2 separate regions of the Homo sapiens genome follow, and region 2 is linked to region 1. A link is a loop called in an ENCODE intact Hi-C map of the cell type or tissue named here. Cell type or tissue: heart right ventricle. All regions are shown on one strand. Links, peaks and the distances in the headings refer to the core of each region. The heading gives the core; the rest is flanking DNA.

Region 1 (5,383 bases), core at 325-5,324:
AGGCCAGAGACACAGCTAAAGCCATAAAAAGACATGGGGGTCCAAACTACTACCCCCAGCCATCAAACTGGCATGGAAAGGAAAGCTTACCACCAATAAAAGGACCACGGACTGCTCACCAGGGCTCGGCTTCCAGGGACCGATAACGGCTTAAACCAAAGACAGTATGGATAACCCAGACATGTATAATTCATAGTTGACTATATTACTTCCTCTAAATTTATAATGATGATGATCATTGGTGGAAAGTTTCTGAGGAATAAATAATTGATAAGCTTCTCCATATCACAAGGCAAACCGCTAACAGACACTGTGGATGGAGATGTATTAAAACAATAAATTCTTCCATTCAACATTTATCAAGCACTTACTGTGTATTAGTATACAAGAGTCATCTGTTTTGACACTGGTATCTGCTGAAAGAATATAAGCAATAATTATAGGGTTCTGGAAGGGGCAAGGAGACCCAGAGCTCTTGATTATGAAACATTTATTGAGCTCCTACTATGTCTTAGACATTGGTAGGTGTTGAAAATAGAAATATTAAGACTCTGTTCTAGCTCTTGAGGATCACATAGGGTAATGGTTTGAAAACATATTTTACTTTTTTTCCAGTGTATAACTGTTCAGAGTCACATGACAGAAAATCATAAAGACTTATCTAGGCAAATTTGCCAAGATACAGTGTTAATATATCTCGATTTGACTAGTTCTATCAGGGTCTAGCAGTAAGTTTCACATCTTAAGAATGGCTTCAGCTTTACTTTTGTAATATAAAATCACCTGCAGGGATGATTCTCAAAAATCAAATAACCCAGTAAAATTTTACTGCGTGAACTGAAAAACAGCTATAAACCAGCAATAATAATAATAATAAAAACTCAGGCAATTTACAGAAGATATTCTTCAAGAATCTATAAATAAAAAATACACCTTTTACATCATTGAAATACAATTTAAATATCTTCACACCTCTGTTTTAAAACTGATACTACAAGTATGAGGTTATTTTGTTCTTTGTTTTGTTTTCTGTTTGTTTTTGCTTTTTTTTTTTTTGAGTCAGAGTCTCACTCTGTTGCCCAGGCTGGAGGGCAGTGGCACGATCTCGGCTGACTGTAACCTCCGCCTCCTGGGTTCAAGTGATTCTCCTGCCTCAGCCTCCCAAGTAGCTGGGGTTACAGGCACCTGCCACCACACCCAGCTAATTTTTGTATTTTTAGTAGAGATGGGGTTTCACCATGTTGGCCAGGCTGGTCTTGAACTCCTGATCTCATGATCTGCCCACCTTGGTCTCCCAAAGTGCTGGGATTACAGGTGTGAGCCACCACGCCCGGCCAAGTATCAGTTTTATATTATGCCCACTCTCCCAATTTATTTATTTATTTAGAGATGGAGTCTTGCTCTGTCAGCCAGGCTGGAGTGCAGTGGCATGATCCTGGCTCACTGCAACCTCCACCTCCCAGGTTCAAACAATTCTCCTTCCTCAGCCTCCCAAGTAGCTGGGATTACAGGCACATGCCATCAGGCCCAGCTAATTTTTATATATATTTTTAGGAGAGATGGGGTTTCATCATGTTGGCCAGGCTGGTCTCGAACTCCTGACCTCAAGTGATCCACCCACCTTGTGGATCCCACACCCAAAGTGATGGGATTACAGGCGTGAGCCACCGTGCCTGGTGCCAATTTTTATATTACTTATAAATGAAGACTTCCTTTTAGTACTTTTTAAATTTACTCTACATCATTGTTACGGACTGAATGTTTGTGTCCTCCAAAAATTCATATGTTCACCAAGCGTGGTGGCTCATGCCTGTAATCCCAGCACTTCGGAAGACCAAGGCAGGAGGATTACTTGAGCCCAGGAGGTTGAGGCTGCAGTGAGCCATGATCATACCACTGCATTCCAGCCTGAATGACAGAGCAAGACCCAGTCTAAAAAAAAAAAAAAAATTGTAGGTTAAACTCCTAACCCTTGATGTGATGGTATTAGGAGGTGGGGCCTATAAGAGGTGATTAGGTCATGAGGGTAGAATCTTCACGAATGGGATTAGTACCTTAAAAGAAGGTCTTGCTTCTGCTCTCTACTTTCTGCCATGCAAGGATACGAAAAGACGACCATCTACAATTCAGGCAGCAGGGTCTCACCAGACACTGGATCTACCAGCATTTTGATCTTGGACTTCCCAGTCTCCAGAATCATGAAAAAGAAATTTCTGTTGTTTAAGCTACCCAGTCTATGGTAATTTGTCATAGCAGCCTAAACTAAGACAATCATGATTTCATTTTAATGAAGTTTGGCTATAAGACAGCAATTCTGATCTGTCATCAAGCATCCTAACATGTTTAGGTAGACATGCTTAAGTTCATAATACATATAAATCAATATAATTAGTGTTTCACATTGGAGTCTTAAATTTTTAAACTTCCTTGTTGTTACTTTGTCATTATATATAGTTACTACCAGTTACAAAAAAAGTAAACACTCAAATACAAACTAAATTTTTTGCCAAATTTAGATTTTACTCAGTTTTCCCTGTCTATCACGGAAATCATCACTTGCAAAATTGCACACTCCAAAAATACATGTAAATATAAAAGAGTGCTGTCTGGTTAAGGCAAGAATAACCATTACATAAAATGTGTTTCGGACGTTGGGAAAACAGCAAAATTGAAATTACTTTCTCACTGCATTGTAAATTTTTCAAAAATCATCTTAAAGAAACATGTTTAGGCCAGGCATGGTGGCTCATGCCTATAATTCCAGCACTTTGGGAGGCCATACATAACTGGTTGGTCACTTGAGGACAGGAGCTCAAGACCAGCCTGGCCAACATGGTGAAACCCTGTCTCTACAAAAATACAAAAATCAGCCGGGTGTGGTGGTGTGCCTGAAATTCCAGCTACTTGGGAGGCTGAGGCATGAGAATCACTTGAACCTGGGAGGCGGAGGTTGCAGTGAGCTGAGATCACACGACTGCACTCCAGCCTGGGTGAGGGAGTGAGACCTTGTCTCAAAAAAAAAAAAGGTTTTGGAAAAAATAATTATCAAAAGCCTAAACAATTGATGACTTCAGATTCCTTAGGCAGATTTTTTGATACAGCTGATTATTGAAGCAATTCAAGTGATCTCTCATCAAAGCAAGGATGGGTCAGGGGAGAACTCAGTGAGAACTAAAGCTAGAATTATCTAGTTTCATAAACAAGTTCTTCCTGAAACTCAGAAAGCAAAGAATGGCTGAATAGCACAGCCTGTCACATTTGAGAGTCGATTATAGAAGATCAGGTTCTAGAAGAGCTTCTAAGAGGTAAAGTAGAAAAGAGAAAAGAGCATATTTTTGGAGTTTTGCCACATGGGTTTATTCTCAGCACTGCCACTAACTGGCCTTGATACCTCAGGCCACTTCACTCAGCCTATCTGAAAAGGATGTTCTTTGCATTGATAACCTCATAGTCTCTTCTAGTCCTTTTTGCTACCAGCATATCTACAACTGGCTTCACTCTGTATTGGGCATTTATTCACTTAATAAGTATTTGCTGAGGTTTGAATGATGGCACCCCCTCCAAAAATTATGTTGAACTTAATCCCCATTGTGGTGGTATTAAGAGGCGTGGTATTTCAGGAGGTGATTAAGTCATGAGGGCTCCACCCTGAATGGACTGGGGCCCTTATAAAAAGGGTTTATGGGAGGAGGTCCACTCTGTTCAATCCTTTTGCAATGTGAGGACACAGGATTCATCATTCTTGCCCTTCCACCTTCTGCCATGTAAGCATGCAGCAAGAAGACCCTCACCAGATGCCAAATGCCAGTGCCTTGGGCTTGGACTTCCCAGCCTCCAGAACTGTGAGAAATAAATTTCTGTTCTTTATAAATTACCCAATCTCAGGTATTTTGTTATAGCAACACAAATATACTATGACAGCATTCACCGCATTTTGCTCCAAATATTGTACTAGACAATGCAAAGATGAGGAAGACAAGGTTCCTCTCTTTTTGAGAGGCTTGTAAAGTAACAATGTTAGTCCTATTCAATAAATGCTATAGTAAGAGTGGCACGAGTTCAGTGTCCAGGATACACTGAGGGAAAGGAAACTGGGGGCATGAGAGGAACTGGCAAGGAGGGCTTCCTAAAATGAAGGAACTGTTAAATAGCATCAGTGGCCCAGCTGAAGTTGGAAATTATGTATTTAAAATGGTTCTGGCTGGGCACTGTAGCTTATGCCTGTAATCCCAACACTTTGGGAGGCCAAGGTGAGAGGACTGCTTGGGCCCAGGAGTTCAAGACCAGCCTGGGCAACATAGCAAGACCTTGTCTCTAAAAAAATAAAATAAAATAAAGTGGTTCTGGCCACTGGAGTAGTACGTGGCAGCTACCAAATAGGAAATTATTCCCTGGATCCGACAGTTGCAGCTAAAACACTATCACCTCTTACGTTGACAGAAAAAATTAAGACCAGGATTTCTTAAGGGTAGAGTTATACTGTGCTTTTACCTGGAGGGGACGGTAATGTCAGAATAGACTGACTCCCATCTCTAGTCTTCCCCCACCCCCGTAAGCAAAGGGAACAGAGCTGAGTTCCCACAGGAAAGTGCTGGGTATTCTAAGAATGGGGAAGTAACAGTATTTTCTAATGTGAAACATGGGAAAAGTTTGTATTTTTTGTAACATACCCTGGCACCCTCTTATCTGCAGGGGACACGTTCCAAGACTTCCTGTGGATGCCTGACACTGCAGATAGTACCAAACCCTACATATACTATGTTTTTTTGATCTGATAATCAAGACATCTACTAAGTGACTAACGGGCAGGTAGCATATACAGTGTGGACAAAGTAGTGATTCACGTCCCACCCAGGCCGGGTGGTGAAAGATTTCATCATGCTACTCAGAATGGCACACAATTTAAAACTTATCAATTGCTTATTTATGGATTTTTCCATTTAATATTTCCAGATCATGGTTGGCCACAGATAACTGAAATTGCGGAGAGTGAAGCCACAGATAAAGGGGCCTACTGTACTTCTTTGCCAGTGGTTGAGGGGATGGGAACCTGAGAATTCTTATTGATCCCCATCACTTGGATTTTACCTGTCGTTAGATTTAGGTGCAGCAGAGCTATCAGTCTCTTGATAAATCTGAAATCCCTTTCAAAATTGAAATGTTCGAGTTGGGGTTCTTCAATTTTGTACAGTTGTCAACTTAGGGTTGCTTAGTTTTTAGCGTCTGGGATAAAACTGACTCAGCACCCAAAAATAAAACTGAAAAGATCATTCTTAATATAGATACCAGCATCCAAAGACAAGTATATTATTTACAGCAATTTTGTAAACTTTCTACGTTCCTCTGAGGTCATTGCACTTCTTTAGTTGCAGGTAATTGGACC
Region 2 (5,383 bases), core at 233-5,232, 76 kb after region 1:
CAAGCAGACTCTCCCCGTCCCACATGCTGTTACCTCTCCACCTCTCTGCAGGCAGCTTTCCTAAGGTCCTGGACCTTCAGATCCTTGCTGGAGTTGAAGGCAGAAATGTTCTGGATCTGCAAAACAGTTAAGGGATATTAAGGAATATTAAGATAGCCACCCCCAAAACTAGGGCATCCTCCTAACATTATCCACGGCTGATCAGTAACACGTGGGATAGAAATTTGAGTTTATTACTTTATAGCAGTATAAAGCAATAGCAAAGTTAATATAAAATCACTCTCCTGTCAGGCCTGCACGGCGTCAGCTCATGGGTCTCTAAGACCCGAAAATTGAGAGCGTTTTTCGCACCCCAGGGGCTGCTCCTGGCAGCTCTGCGGCGTCAACATGCCACAGAACAAATATATTGAATTACACTGTAAACACCATGGATACTGTTTGGATTACCATGAGAAAAAGAGAAAGAAAGAAAGTCGAGAGGCTCATGAATGTTCAAAGAAGGCAAAGAAAATGATTGGTCTCAAGGCTAAGCCTTACCATAAACAGGGCCATGCTGAGAAAATACAAATAAAAAAGACTATCAAGATGCATGAAAAGAGAAACACCAAAAAAAAAAAAAAATGCTGAAAAGACTCCACAGGGAGCAGTACCTGCCTATCTGCTGGACAGAGAGGGACAATCTCGAGCTAAAGTACTTTCCAGTATGATCAAACAGAAACGAAAAGAGAAGGCGGGAAAATGGGAAGTCCCTCTGCCTAAAGTATGTGCCCAGGGAGAAACAGAAGTATTAAAAGTTATTCGAACAAGGAAGAGAAAGAAGAAGGCATGGAAGAGGGTGGTTACTAATGTCTGCTTTGTTCAAGATGGCTTTACAAGAATACCACCTAAGTATGAAAGATTCATCAGGCCAATGGGCTTGCGTTTCAAGAAAGCCCATGTAACATATCCTGAACTGAAAGTCACCTTTTGCCTACCAATATTTGGTGTAAAGAAGAACCCGTCGTCCCCACTGTATACAACTTTGGGTGTTATTACCAAAGGTACTGCCATGGAGGTAAATGTGAGCAAATTGGGCCTTGTGATGCAAGGCGGCAGTTATTTGGGGAAAATATGCCCAGGTTACCAACAATCCTGAAAATGATGGATGCATAAATGCAGTCTTACTGGTTCGACAGCAATTTCATATATAATTATTGAGGACTACGCACCAATTGAAAAAACTGCCATTACTGTGATGTTTCTGAATACTACCAAACAGCCATACATGTCTGCAATCATCAAGAGATTTATTAAATTGCAAACATTAAAATGGAAAAAAAATACAAAATCATTATAAAAATAATAATGCTTTAGGACTCTAACTTCAAACATTCCTCTTATCTGCAAAGGTTAGAAAAGATCACTTTCCCTTTAAATATGCAAAGAGAAAATGTTTCCAGAATTAATTTGAAACCTTTGTAGCCCTTTAGCTGGAAGAATCACCCTACTAAAAATGCATCAATAGAAACACTAATCAACCAGTGAATGTAAAATTATAAACCAACATGTGTATTAAGAGAAAGAAAAGTAGGGAATGTGCAAGGATTTTTAGTAGACTGGGAGTTTAGACTTCCCCCATGAAAGCAACCGGCACTGACAACAGAAAGAGACTGGGATTCACTGGGAGAAGAAAAGAGCATTGCAGCTTGGAACAGACCTAAGGCCGAAAGGAGGGCAGAGCATTGGCAAAAGTCAGCCAAGGAGGCTGGAGTGAAGGGAGCAGGGGAAGGAATGACGCCTGATGAAGCAGGAGGGGTGTGAACCTGAGTGATTAGAGCTGTGTAGACTGCAGTTAGCCACCCTAGGGTTTCAAGAGGTGGAGAAGGAGGATCATCATCAGCCTTATGCTGAAGATAATGACACTGGCTGTAGTGTGATTCATGGGGTAGGGGGGTCTGAGCCGGTGCGGGGCAACCAGACTTGCAACCACTGCTATGATCGGGAGAGGATGATAGTAGCTTGGGCTAGTGTGCGGGGTGCAGTGGACGTGGAGAGGAGTAAGCAGAAGTGCAAGCTATTGAGGAGGTAAATTTATCAGACCCGTGAGTGGCTGGATGTGGGCGGGGAGGGAGAGTCCATGCTTGGGCTGACTCCTGACTTTCTCGCTCTGGTATTGGGACGTGTGCAGACGCATTCCCCCAGACAGGAACACTGAAGAGGAATGAATTGGGGGGCAAGAGCATGAGTCAGTCTTGGACAACCTGACTTGGAGGTGCCTTTGCAATCTCTGAGTGAACCTCTGGCCTGTTTCCCAGTTCACAAATCCCTCACCTGTAACAGTTACGATAAAAATGGCAGGAAGTTAGCTCCTAGGTGTGGAGGAGCAGAAGAGAGACTCGGACGGGGACTCTCCATTTACCCCACCACCCTCCCTGGAGCCTCTCTGAAAGTTACTCACTGAAGATACTTTGTTTTTTGGTCTAGTTGAAGAAGGAGAAACTCAAATGTGTTCTGAAAAATAAGTATGGGGCTTTCTTAACAAGGCTATGGCATACTATCCACTCTTTCCCCTCCTGCCCTGGAGGGAGTGGCTGGCCACTCACACTAAACTTAGAGAATCAGCTGCAGCAGGAGGAAAGGAGGAGAGCCAGAACTCTGGGAACATTACCTGAGAATGAGGACTGGCCAGCGCCTCGCATAGGGAGAGAATTCTCCTGCCTCCTATCTTCAATCAGCCAGAGGAGCAACTTTCAGTTCCCCCATCACAGCACACTTCTTCATTCTTGTGGCCTCACATGTGCTGCCCCCTCACCAGAAACACCCTGCCCTTCCTCCTCTCGTACATCCCTTTCATCTGCATGGGTTCTTCAGCGTATTTTATTCAGTGCTCAGATACCATATCTTTCTGGAGGCCTTTTTTGATGTCTTACAGCTGGGTTCAATGTTTGTGGCAGAGACTGCTAATCGTCTACACATCCATTCTCTTGTCTTTTTTTCTTGGTACAAGAACCCCTAATATTGGGCTGAGCATAAAGTGCTTGGTATAAAGTCTACATTGTCCAATATCTTTTGCAGCTGGATGAGACCATTTGGCTAAGCTCTGGCTAGTAATGTGAAAGTGGAAATGTTTCCAGCTTCTGGGATATGATTTTATAGGGAGAAGACATGCCTTTCTTCCCCTTCCTCTATATGAATATGATGGCTGATTCTTTTTGTTCTTCTTTTTTGTTTTTGTTTTTGTTTTGAGATGGAGTCTCACTCTGTCACCCAAGCTGGAGTGCAGTGGTGTGATCTCGTCTTACCATAACCTCCGCCTCCCAGGTTCAAGTGATTCTTCTGCCTCAGCCTACCGAGTAGCTGGGATTACAGGCACACGCCACCACATCTGGATAACTTTTTGTATTTTTAGTAGAGACGGGGTTTCACCATGTTAGCCAGGATGGTCTCGATCTCCTGACCTCGTGATCCACCTGTCTTGGCCTCCCAAAGTGCTGGGATTACAGGCGTGAGCCATCATACCTGGCCGATAGCTGATTTTTTAGTCACTAGCTTGGACTAGGAAGACATAGACCACACCCTAGGGATGGTGAAGTTTTGCACTAGAAAGAGACTGGATTCATTTCCTTTTTTTTTTTTTTTTTTTTTTTTTTTTTCTGAGACAGAGTCTCACTCTGTTGCCCAGGCTGGAGTGCAGTGACGTGATCCTGGCTCACTGCAACCTCCACCTCCCAGGTTCAAGCAATTCTCTTGCCTCAGCCTCCTGAATAGCTGGGACTACAGGCATGTGCCACCAATCCCCAATAATTTTCTTTTTTTGATAGAGACTGGGTTTCACCATGTTGGTCAGGCTAGTCTCGAACTTGTAGCCTCAAGTGATCCACCTGCCTTGGCCTCCCAAAGTGCTGAGATTACAGGCATGAGCTGCCACACCTGGCCTGGATTCATGTTCTAATGACTTTATGGAGCTATTAGGTATTTTGCACTGTCTACCTCTTGCTTTCATTTGTGTAAAAGGGAAGTCAACTCCCATCCTGTGGAAGGCACTGTTATTTTGGTTACATGCAGAAAAACCTAATCCAAATTTACACAGTGTTCCTCCCATGTGTTTATTCCTATGAAAACACTTAGACCCTACATTACCAATTACTTACCTGAGTGAAAAAAAGTCTGTCCTGCCAGAGTTGACACTCTTCTTCTTATGCAGATGGCTCCAAAGATGTCCTCACCTAACATAACTCATATCTGCAAGTGTTCAGTAAGGAACCAGAAAGCCAGTTATCCAAAGGCAATGCTGTCAAACCACTTCAAATGTTGCTTTCTGGTCTCGGGCTTGATAGTCGCTAGGTGATGCTATGGTTAGGATTGTGCCCATTTCTCCTCCAGTGCAAGTTCTGTCTCTTGGATGGAATAGTCAGTTGATACCACCAATAAACCCGCAGAAAACAGGAAGACAAAAAAAAAGCACGTACAACAAACATCTTAAAAATTGTATCTCCTAGTCAACACATCCTGTGTTGTAGGATTTGGAAAACCATAAGTAATTTTAAAAACTCGGATGGTTTGGCATTTGGAATGTTGAAAGCAATCTGGAAAATCCCAATAGTCCATTTGTGTCTCTATCATTAGCTGAAGAAGCAAATGGTCAAGATGAATTTCAGTAGGATCAGAGGAGTGAGTGTATCCGGTGGATTGGCTCACACCTAGCACCATTATTGAGGTTGGTGATACACCCTTGAACAGACTCTGCCAATGAATCTGTGCTGATTAATTCACTTTTTTCCCCAGAACCTTTCCAAGGTCAAATATTGTTTATGATGGTGTTTTATATTTTTATACCAAGCGTTTCTGCCTTAATTGACTCATCTGTAATTGATAGTCTTCAAGTATGAGCCAAAATAATAATGGCCAAGAGATAGAAGCACATAACCTGGACAATATCTTAAAAGTCAGAAATTTTAAAAAATTCAAACATTATCAATATAATACTGTCCAAATATCTGGACAAATCTGATAATCTCATAGGTTTGAGGTTCCAATTATGCTGGATTTTTGAAGTTTCACAGCCTGTTGGCCTGGCTGGTTTCAAACTCCTGACCTCAAGTGATCCGCCCGCCTTAGCCTCCCAAAGTGCTGGGATTACAGGTGTAAGCCACTGGACCCTGCCAGGGCTGAAGATTAAATGAGGTAGCGTATATAAAGCACACAGCTGCTATCAATAGATTTTACCTATTATACAGTGGGCTTTCCCTCCCTAAAGAGGGACTCCATTTTTTTTAAATCACATTGTATTCCTAGTATCTACCATAGTGCCTGACATGTAATAAGCACCGCTAAAATGTCTGATCAATGTTAACTGAGAGTATGAGAAGGACCTTGAATGCAAAGAGTTCTTGCTGGGATCCTC

Evidence for each region. Peaks named below come from ENCODE experiments on the same cell type or tissue, not always from the same donor. Only the 100,000 strongest peaks of a DNase experiment are listed, where the experiment ranks them.
Region 2: it touches region 1 in a loop (3-fold over the local background); 5 of 110 quality-filtered maps call a loop at or near these places.

The regions. Positions count from the first base shown.
Region 1 is chr15:59,472,793-59,478,175 of GRCh38, reverse strand. The region is part of intron 3 of FAM81A (family with sequence similarity 81 member A); the gene reads right to left. Among named protein-coding and RNA genes, the nearest start is that of FAM81A, 37 kb to the right of the region's middle. In heart right ventricle, for the core only: no CTCF peak of the experiment used is centred there; no DNase peak of the experiment used is centred there.
Region 2 is chr15:59,397,009-59,402,391 of GRCh38, reverse strand. It overlaps a transcript of FAM81A not described here and the pseudogene NSA2P4. Among named protein-coding and RNA genes, the nearest start is that of MYO1E, 27 kb to the right of the region's middle. RefSeq lists a silencer at 248-542 and enhancers at 2,027-2,106, 2,477-2,816, 2,957-3,066. In heart right ventricle, for the core only: no CTCF peak of the experiment used is centred there; a DNase peak (open chromatin) is centred at 2,707; H3K27ac peaks cover 647 bases.